Linked DNA regions of Homo sapiens: region 2 is linked to region 1. Evidence: read pairs that join two places in POLR2A ChIA-PET (ENCODE). Cell type or tissue: K562. All regions are shown on one strand. Each heading gives the region's core, and the rest is flanking DNA. Links, peaks and the distances in the headings are about the cores only.

Region 1 (4,386 bases), core at 275-4,274:
ACCCCCCTGGTTTTAAGTGATTCTCCTGCCTCAGCCTCTTGAGTAGCTGGGATTACAGTCATGTGCTACCACACCCGGCTAATTTTTGTATTTTTAGTAGAGATGGGGTTTCACCATGTTGGCCAGGCTGGTCCCGAACTCTTGACCTCAGGTGATCCGCCTGCCTCGGCCTCCCAAAGTGCTGGGATTACAGGCATGAGCCACTGCGCCGGCCAGGGAAGCAGCCACTCTTAACTGGGAGCGAAACGTGTCTAGGTGGCCCATTTGTCTTTTTTTTTTTTTTTTCTGAGACAGGGTCTCACTCTGTCCCCTAGGCTGGAGTGCAGTGACATGATCTCTGCCCACTGCAACCTCCACCTCCAGGGTTCAAGTGATTCTCCTGCCTCAGCCTCCTGAGGTGCTGGGATTACAGGCATGTGCCACCATGCCCAGCTAATTAGTTTTTGTACTTTTAGTAGAGACGGGGTTTCACCATGTTGGCGAGGCTGCTCTCGAACTCCTGGCCTCAACTAATCCACCTGCCTTGGCCTCCCAAAGTGCTGGGATTACAGGCGTGAGCCACTGCTCCCAGCCCCACGTGTCTTTGTCTCAAGTCTTTCTGAAGCTCTTCAAAGGCCCAGTGACTTGTGGCTGTGGGGCGGGATGATGGGCCAGTTGGAGGGTCCAAGGATCTTGTGCTGGAAGGGTTTTGGGCCCATGTGAGCAGGACCAGAACCCTTCCCCAAGGGGTGCAATGCCCAGGTTGTCCTCCATCTGAGCAGGGGCTGGCAGTACACCTGCCCCCGGGCCTTGGGCCTGGGTGTCCACATCAGGCATTGCCCTTCTCCCCTCCTGCAGGTGGGCAATGCCGTGCCACCGCCCCTGGCCAAAGCCATTGGCTTGGAGATCAAGCTTTGTATGTTGGCCAAAGCCCGAGAGAGTGCCTCAGGTATGGTGGGGTGGGCCAGGCTTCCTCTGGGGCCTGACTGCCCTCTGGGGGTACATGTGGGGGCAGTTGCTGGCCACCGTTTTGGGCTCTGGGACTCAGGCGGGTCACCTACCCACGTTCGTGGCCCCATCTTTCTCAAGGGGCTGCTGTGAGGATTGAGTGAGTTGCACGTGTCAAGTGCTTAGAGCAGGCGTGCTGCACACAGCAGGCCTTTGGTCAGGTTGGCTGCTGGGCTGGCCCTGGGGCCGTTTCCCTCACTCCTGCTCGGTGAATTTGGCTCAGCAGGCACCTGCCTCAGCTGCTCACTTGAGCCTCTGGGTCTAGAACCCTCTGGGGACCGTTTGAGGAGTGTTCAGTCTCCGTGAACGTTCCCTTAGCACTCTGCCACTTATTGGGTCAGCTGTTAACATCAGTACGTTAATGTTTCCTGATGGTCCATGTCTGTTACTCGCCTGTCAAGTGGCGTGACACCGGGCGTGTTCCCCAGAGTGACTTTTCCTTTTATTTCCCTTCAGCTAAAATAAAGGAGGAGGAAGCTGCTAAGGACTAGTTCTGCCCTCCCGTCACCCCTGTTTCTGGCACCAGGAATCCCCAACATGCACTGATGTTGTGTTTTTAACATGTCAATCTGTCCGTTCACATGTGTGGTACATGGTGTTTGTGGCCTTGGCTGACATGAAGCTGTTGTGTGAGGTTCGCTTATCAACTAATGATTTAGTGATCAAATTGTGCAGTACTTTGTGCATTCTGGATTTTAAAAGTTTTTTATTATGCATTATATCAAATCTACCACTGTATGAGTGGAAATTAAGACTTTATGTAGTTTTTATATGTTGTAATATTTCTTCAAATAAATCTCTCCTATAAACCACCCTGGGTGGGTATTCGTGATTTGCACGGGACTTCTGGCTGAGGTCAGACAGGAACAAGCTCTTCCATGCTGAAGGCGACCCACGTGGAGTTTGAAGCTAGCACGTTTGAAGCTAGACACTCCGTGTGTCTGTCTGTGTTTGTTCAGAACTGAGTCACGTGAGTTGATCCCCATGACATGCAAATGGAACTTGCTAGTGTAGCTTCCAGGAAAGCCTTTTAAAGGAAGTCTTGGCTGGCCTTCCCCGTGGCTGGTAGGCCTTCTTTGGTCTGAAGTGGGTTGTGATGCCTGGCAGTGGAGCAGCCATCCTGTGACCATGAGGCAGAGCTCTGTGCTGCAACTGGTGGAATAAGGAGAGAGAAGTCACCACTGAGCTGCCCTTGGAGCCCCGGCCACCCCATCCCCAAGCAAAACCTCTTTAGTTGGGTTTTTTTTCTTTCCAAAGAATTTTTTTTTTTTTTTGAGACAGTCTTGCTCTGTTGCTCAGGCTGTAGTGCAGTGGGGCAGTCTCCGTTCAATGCAGCCTCTGCCTCCTGGGTTCAAGAAATTCTGCCTCAGCCTCCCGAGTAGCTGGGATTGTAGGCGCCCATCACCACGCCCAGCTAATTTTTGTATTTTTAGTAGAGACGATGTTTCACCATGTTGGCCAGGCTGGTCTTGAAATCCTGACATGATCCGCCCACCTGGACCTCCCAAAGTGCTGGGTTACAGGTGTGATCCACTGCACCCAGCCTCCCATTAGCTTTTTTTTTTTTTTTTTTGAGACAGTTTCGTTCTTGTTGCCCAGGCTGGAGTGCGGTGGCACGATCTCTGCTCACTGCAACCTCCGCCTCCCAGGTTCAAGTGATTTTCCTGCCTCAGCCTCCCAAGTAGCTGGGATTACAGGCATGCGCCATCACACCCAACTAATTTTGTATTTTTAGTAGAGACGGGGTTTCTCCATGTTGGTCAGGGTGGTCTCAAACTCCCGACCTCAGGTTATCCGCCTGCCTCGGCCTCCCAAAGTGCTGGGATTATAGGTGTGAGCCACCATGCCTGGCCAGCATTTTTTAATAGTGACATAACACTTCTGTGTGTCCTTTGGCCACTGGATGTACCGTTTCTCTGTGATGGCCACATGACTGTCTTTGCTGGGAGCTCCCTGGGCATTTGGGATGACTGCCCCTGCTCAGTCATCCTGGCTTATCATGTCTGTGCCATACAGAGACCTCCCATTTTTAGGAAGTCAATTTATATTTGTCACTCTTAGTTTTTTGTAGCCTGTTTATTTTTGAGACGGATTCTCACTCTGTCGCCCAGGCTGGAGTGCAGTGGTGTGATCTCTGCTCACCACAACCTCCGCCTCCCGGGTTTAAGCAATTCTCCTGCCTCAGCCTCCCAAGTAGCAGGGATTGAGTAGCTGGGATTACAGGCGCCTGCCAGTACATCTGGCCAATTTTTGTTAATTTAGTAGAGACAGGGTTTTGCCATGTTGGCCAGGATGGTCTTGAACTCCTGACCTCAAGTGATCCTCCCAAAGTGCTGGCATTACAAGCATGAGTCACCGTGCCCGGCCTTTGTAGCCTATTTAGAAACGCCTTTCCTCCCCCCAGCAAGAGATCTTAAACATGTATCTTCTTCCACATTTCTGACATTCCCATTTTAACACATGAATCACTTTTGTAAGGACTAAAAATGGGGATCTCAGCTTATTTTTTGAATAAGACTGATAGCAAATGCACACAGCAAAGTACAACAGCTCAGCTTGACATATGGTAAAGTTCCCCCATCCGAGATTTTTTTTTAAATATACTTTCTGCTGCTATTTTAAGCTAAAAAATTCATTTTAAAGTATATAATGAGTATAATGAGTTTTCTTTTTCTGGATTCCAAGGCACCTTGATCAAGACAACTGAATCTTTGTACTAATGCATAGTGTGACCTTGTGAGAAAACAATCACCCATGTACCTATTATCTTTTTTTATTTTCTATTTTTTTGAGACAGGGTCTCAGTCTGTCACCCAGGCTGGAGTGCAGTGGCCTGATCTCGGCTCATGGCAACCTCCACCTCCTGGGTTCAAGTGATCCCCTGCCTCCGTGTAACTGGGACTACAGGACTGTACCATCATATGTAGCTAATTCTTGTTTTGTTTTTTGAGATGGAGTTTCACTCTTGTTGCCCAGGCTGGAGTGCAATGGCGCAATCTCGGCTCACTGCAGCCTCTACCTCCCGGGTTCAAGGGATCCTCCTGCCCCAGCCTCCCAAGTAGCTGGGATTACAGGCGTGTGCCTGGCGAATTTTTGTATTTTTGGTAGAGACGGGCTTTCACCATGTTGCCCAGGCTGTTCTCGAGCTCCTGACCCCAAGTGATCAGCCCACCTCAGCCTCCCAAAGTGTTGGGATTACAGGCATGAGCCACCACACCAGGCCTAATTTTTACTTACGTAGAGATGCAGTCTCACTATATTGCCTAGGCTGGTCTCAAACTCCTGGCCTCAAGCGATCCTCCCGCTTGGCTTCCTAAAGTGCTAGATTACAGGTATCTGCCACCATACCCAGCCAATAGTGTCAATTTTTTTTTTTTTTTAAATGAGATGGAGTTGTGG
Region 2 (4,356 bases), core at 1-4,000, 170 kb before region 1:
ACCTATTTATTGTTATTATAAAAATTATAATTATGACTTTTTTAATCATGCCGCCAAAACAATATTTTTTTTTTTTTTTGAGATGGAGTTGCACTCTGTCGTTCAGGCTGGAGTGCAATGACACAATCTCGGCTCACTGCAACCTCTGCCTCCCGGATTCAAACGATTCTCCTGCCTCAGCCTCTGGAGTAGCTGGGATTACAGGTGCCTGCTACCACGCCTGGCTAATTTTTGTATTTTTAGTAGAGATGGGGTTTTGCCATGTTGGCCGGGATGGTCTCGATCTCTTGACCTCAGGTGATCCATCTGCCTTGCCCTCCCAAAGTGTTGGGATTACAGGAGTGAGCCGCCACCATGCCTGGCTGCTTTTTTTTGCTTTTGTTTGTTTGTTTGTTTTTGAGACAGGGTCTTGCTCTGTCACCCAGGGTGGAGTGCAGTGGCGCAATCATGGCTCACTGCAGCCTGGACCTCCCAGGCCCAAGCCATCCTCCCTCCTCAGCCTCCCAACTAGCTGGGAGTGCAGGCCTGTACCACCACTCCTGGCTATTTTTTTTGTTTGTAGAGACGGGGTCTCCCTATATTGCCCAGACTCCCATCTCTTTTTAAAAATCAATAAATCAAATTTTCAAAGAAAAAAAAACTGTTGTATTGGGAAGCCCATTTTACAGATGAGGAAACTGAGGCACAGAGTAGGAGATAATGTGTCCAGGCTCACACAGCAAGGACATGGAGAACTGGGATTGGAACCTGGCAGGCTGTCCCTGTGCTTACTATTTTTCAAATAATAATAATAATAATTAGGTCGGGCACGGTAGCTCATGCCTGTAATCCCTGCACTTTGGGAGGCCGAGGTGGGTGGATCACTTGAGGTCAGGAGTTCGAGACCAGCCTGGCCAACATGGTGAAACCCCGTCTGTACTAAAAATACAAAAATTAGCTGGGCGTGGTGTCGCGCGCCTGTAGTCCCAGCTGCTTGGGAGGCTGAGGCTCAAGAATTGCTTGAACCCGGGAGGTGGAGGTTGTAGTGAGCTGAGATGACACCACTACACTCCAGCCTGGGCAACAGAGCGAGACTCCATCTGCAAAAATAATAATAATAATAATAATAATATTACTAATGAGAGGCAAAGCCAGGCCATTCAGATATTAGTTGCCTCCTCGGGGGATGGCTGATACCTTGATACTAAATCTTCATTTCGGAGGGCTGTTGGGGACAAGCTACAGATCCCCCCCAGTGCTAATACCTTGTCTGCCCCACAGCCTGCCCTGCAGTAGCCGTTCTCAGGAATCCCCTGCAGATGCTGTTGGGGGCCCTGCAGCCCACCCAGGAGGCACCGAGGCCCACTCAGCAGGCAGCGAGGCCCTGGGTGAGTCCTGAAAACCCAAGAGCTATAAATATTTTGGGGGCCAATTTCCTGTCTTCCCTGCCTTTCTCCCTGCCCCCCCCTTCTCCATCTTGCTTCCCCATTTAGAGCCCTCAGGGAGGAGTCGCAGCACCCCCCTCCACTTGGGCTGAGTCACCCCCACCCCCAGCTTCCTCCTCTGCGGAATGCTGCCATCTGTCTCCCTTCCTGGCTTTGCTGTGGCTTAGAGCTGGCAACTCCCAGGGCTGATCCAGAGCTAGGTGGGGCCTTTACTGAGACCCCCACAAAATGCCCGACTCCGCACAGGCATCCCGAGCTCACATGCTTGGCCTCTGACCCCTGCCCTTTGACCTCTGACCCTTCAGAGCCCCGGCGCTGTGCTTCCTGTCGGACCCAGAGGACCCCGCTCTGGAGAGACGCTGAAGATGGGACCCCTCTCTGCAACGCCTGTGGGATCAGGTCCTTAGAATGGAGGAGGGAGTTGGGGCGGGGGTCCCCAAATCAGTCCACGTGTAACCAGGATGGCCTGTGGGGAAAGCAAAAAGCAAAACACCTACCTCTTGGGAAAAGTGGTTTCCTTGTGGCGGTTTCCGGGCCCCCACTGCATCCTAAATGGCAGTTTCTTGTCCCCCAACCCTAGGTACAAGAAATACGGCACTCGCTGCTCCAGCTGCTGGCTGGTGCCCAGGAAAAATGTCCAGCCCAAGAGGCTATGTGGCAGATGTGGAGTGTCCCTGGACCCCATTCAGGAAGGTTAAACCCAGCTTCACCCTGCTGAGCTGCTGCTTCTGCCTCCGTTTCACCAGTGGGAGAATGGGCAGAAGCAGCTCTCCTAGGAGGATTGGGGAAAGAGCCGGCCTGCCTCCTCTCTGCCATCTCCAGATTCAAGGATCCCGGGGGAAGACCCAGGCCTCAGGTGGCAGAGCCTGCTAGGGGTCACCAGCCCCTTCTCCAGTCAGCCTTGGCCGAGGCCCCCTCAGGAGACGCTCTCAGGAAGGATGAGCATTGTTACAGCAGGGACAATAAAGTACAGAGATATGCCGAGAGAAAAAGCCTGTGATTTGGGATCCCGCCTCCTGTGCCCCTGTGCCAGCCCAGGAAGGTGGACAGGTGTTTTCTCGTTGGGGTTGTGAGGGGCGTGCACACACGTGCGCATGCACAGAGACACAGTCTTATCCACAGGCAGCAGCCCCCACACAGGGAATTAGCCACATTTACCACAATGTCCCATGCAGGGAAACAGCCACTACCCACAGACACACACAACAGATACAGAAAGACACACACAAGCCGGGTGCAGTGGCTCACGCCTGTAATCCCAACACTTTGGGAGGCTGAGGCAGGAGGATTGCTTGAGGCCACGAGTTTGAGACCAGCCTGGGCAACATAGTGAGACCCTGTTATATACAGAAGGGAAAAAAAAAGACACATGTCTAGCCAGGCACAGTGGCTCATTTCTGTAATCCCAGCACTTTGGGAGGCTGATGCAGGTGGATCACCTGAGGTCAGGAGATCGAGACCAGCCTGGCCAACATGATGAAACCCCGTCTCTACTAAATATGCAAAAATTAGCCAGGCGTGGTAGCATGTGCCTGTAATCCGAGCTACTTGGGAGGCTCAGGCAGGAGAATCGCTTGAACCTGGGAGGTTGAGGTTGCAATGAGCCAAGATCGTGCCACTGCACTCCAGCCTGGGTGACAGAGCGAGACTCTATCTCAAAAAAGACACATGCAAGACAGCCGTGCGTGCTGACAGACACATCAGCAGAGACACACGTCGACAGGGATATGCTGACACGTAGCTGAGTCACACACAGATACAGCCCACACAGGACACATGCACCAGACACACGTAAAACACACAAGTAGATGGCACACACTGGCAGCATATACCAGTGGATCCTTCATCTGTCACCCAACCCCTGCCTGCAGTGTGTCACTCTCCTTAGCCCCTGCTGTGTCCCCTACCCCCTTTTAAGATCTCCCTAATCCAGCCAAAATGTGTCTCCCGGGCCTGAAGTCAAAAGCCCCAAGTCAGAGGCATCTTTCAGCAGGCGGGACACACAGGCCACCAGCACTCACAGGGAGGGAGGGAGGATGGAGAGTCAAGACTGGTGGCGGGCTGGGCATGGTGGCTCACACCTGTAATCCCAACACTTCAGAAGGCAGAGGTGGGAGGATCGCTTGAGCCCAGGAGTTTGAGACCAGCCTGGGTAACACAGTGAGACCCCGTCTCTACCAAAAAATCAAAAAATGAGCCAGGGGTGGTGGTGCATGCCTGTAGTGCCAGCTACTCAGGACACTGAGGTGGGAGGATCACTTGAGCCCTGGAGGTCAAGACTGCAGTGAACCGTGATCGTACCACTGTACTCCAGCCTGGGTAATAGAGGGAGACTTGGGGAAAAAAAAAAAAGTAGGGTGGGCATGGTCCTTGCTGTGGGCGTGAGTGAGCCACAAAGCCACACACCCTTATGAGATCCTCTTTGTCTCTCCTGGGCAGCCCTGAATGGGAGAACTGGAGTCCAGATTCCTCTGCCCTCAGATCCCTGAATTATTTGATCTTACCCTTCCTTGGCCTGAAACACCCTCCCTCCACATCTCCCCATGGCTGACACCTTCTAATCGCTTGAGGAGGCCTGGCCCCAACATCAGCTCTTCAGAGAAGCCTTCCTTGACCACTCAGACTAAAATAGACACCTCCCCCGACTCAGGCCGGGTGTGGTGGCTCACACCTGTAATCCCAGCACTCAGGGAGGCTGAGGTGTGAGGATCACTTAAACTCAGGAGTTTGAGGCTGGGCTTGGTGGCTCACACCTGTAATTCCAGCACTTTGGGAGGCCAAGGCAGGAGGATCACCTGAGGTCAGGAGTTAGAGACTGGTTAACATGGTGAAACCCCACCTCTGCTAAAACTACAAAAAATAGCCGGGCGTAGTGGCAGGCGCCTGTAGTACCAGCTACTTGGGAGGCTGAGGGAGGACAATTGCTTGTTAT

Evidence for each region. ChIA-PET counts read pairs that join two places held together with the same protein. Peaks named below come from ENCODE experiments on the same cell type or tissue, not always from the same donor. Only the 100,000 strongest peaks of a DNase experiment are listed, where the experiment ranks them.
Region 2: POLR2A ChIA-PET joins it to region 1 with 5 read pairs; 2 of 35 experiments call an interaction of 5 or more read pairs at or near these places.

What each region holds. Positions count from the first base shown.
Region 1 is chr19:10,130,759-10,135,144 of GRCh38, reverse strand. It overlaps DNMT1 (DNA methyltransferase 1), which reads left to right. Exons shown (of 41, transcript NM_001130823.3): 40 at 838-928; 41 at 1,444-1,799. The coding sequence ends at 1,478. Among named protein-coding and RNA genes, the nearest start is that of EIF3G, 13 kb to the right of the region's middle. RefSeq lists a silencer at 1,955-2,251. In K562, for the core only: no CTCF peak of the experiment used is centred there; no DNase peak of the experiment used is centred there.
Region 2 is chr19:10,302,857-10,307,212 of GRCh38, reverse strand. It overlaps ZGLP1 (zinc finger GATA like protein 1), which reads left to right. Exons shown (of 5, transcript NM_001409033.1): 3 at 1,261-1,367; 4 at 1,730-1,823; 5 at 2,005-2,410. The coding sequence ends at 2,122. It overlaps FDX2-ZGLP1 (FDX2-ZGLP1 readthrough), which reads left to right. Exons shown (of 9, transcript NR_176052.1): 7 at 1,261-1,367; 8 at 1,730-1,823; 9 at 2,005-2,410. Among named protein-coding and RNA genes, the nearest start is that of ZGLP1, 4.8 kb to the left of the region's middle. RefSeq lists an enhancer at 1,152-2,351. In K562, for the core only: no CTCF peak of the experiment used is centred there; DNase peaks (open chromatin) are centred at 1,502 and 3,166.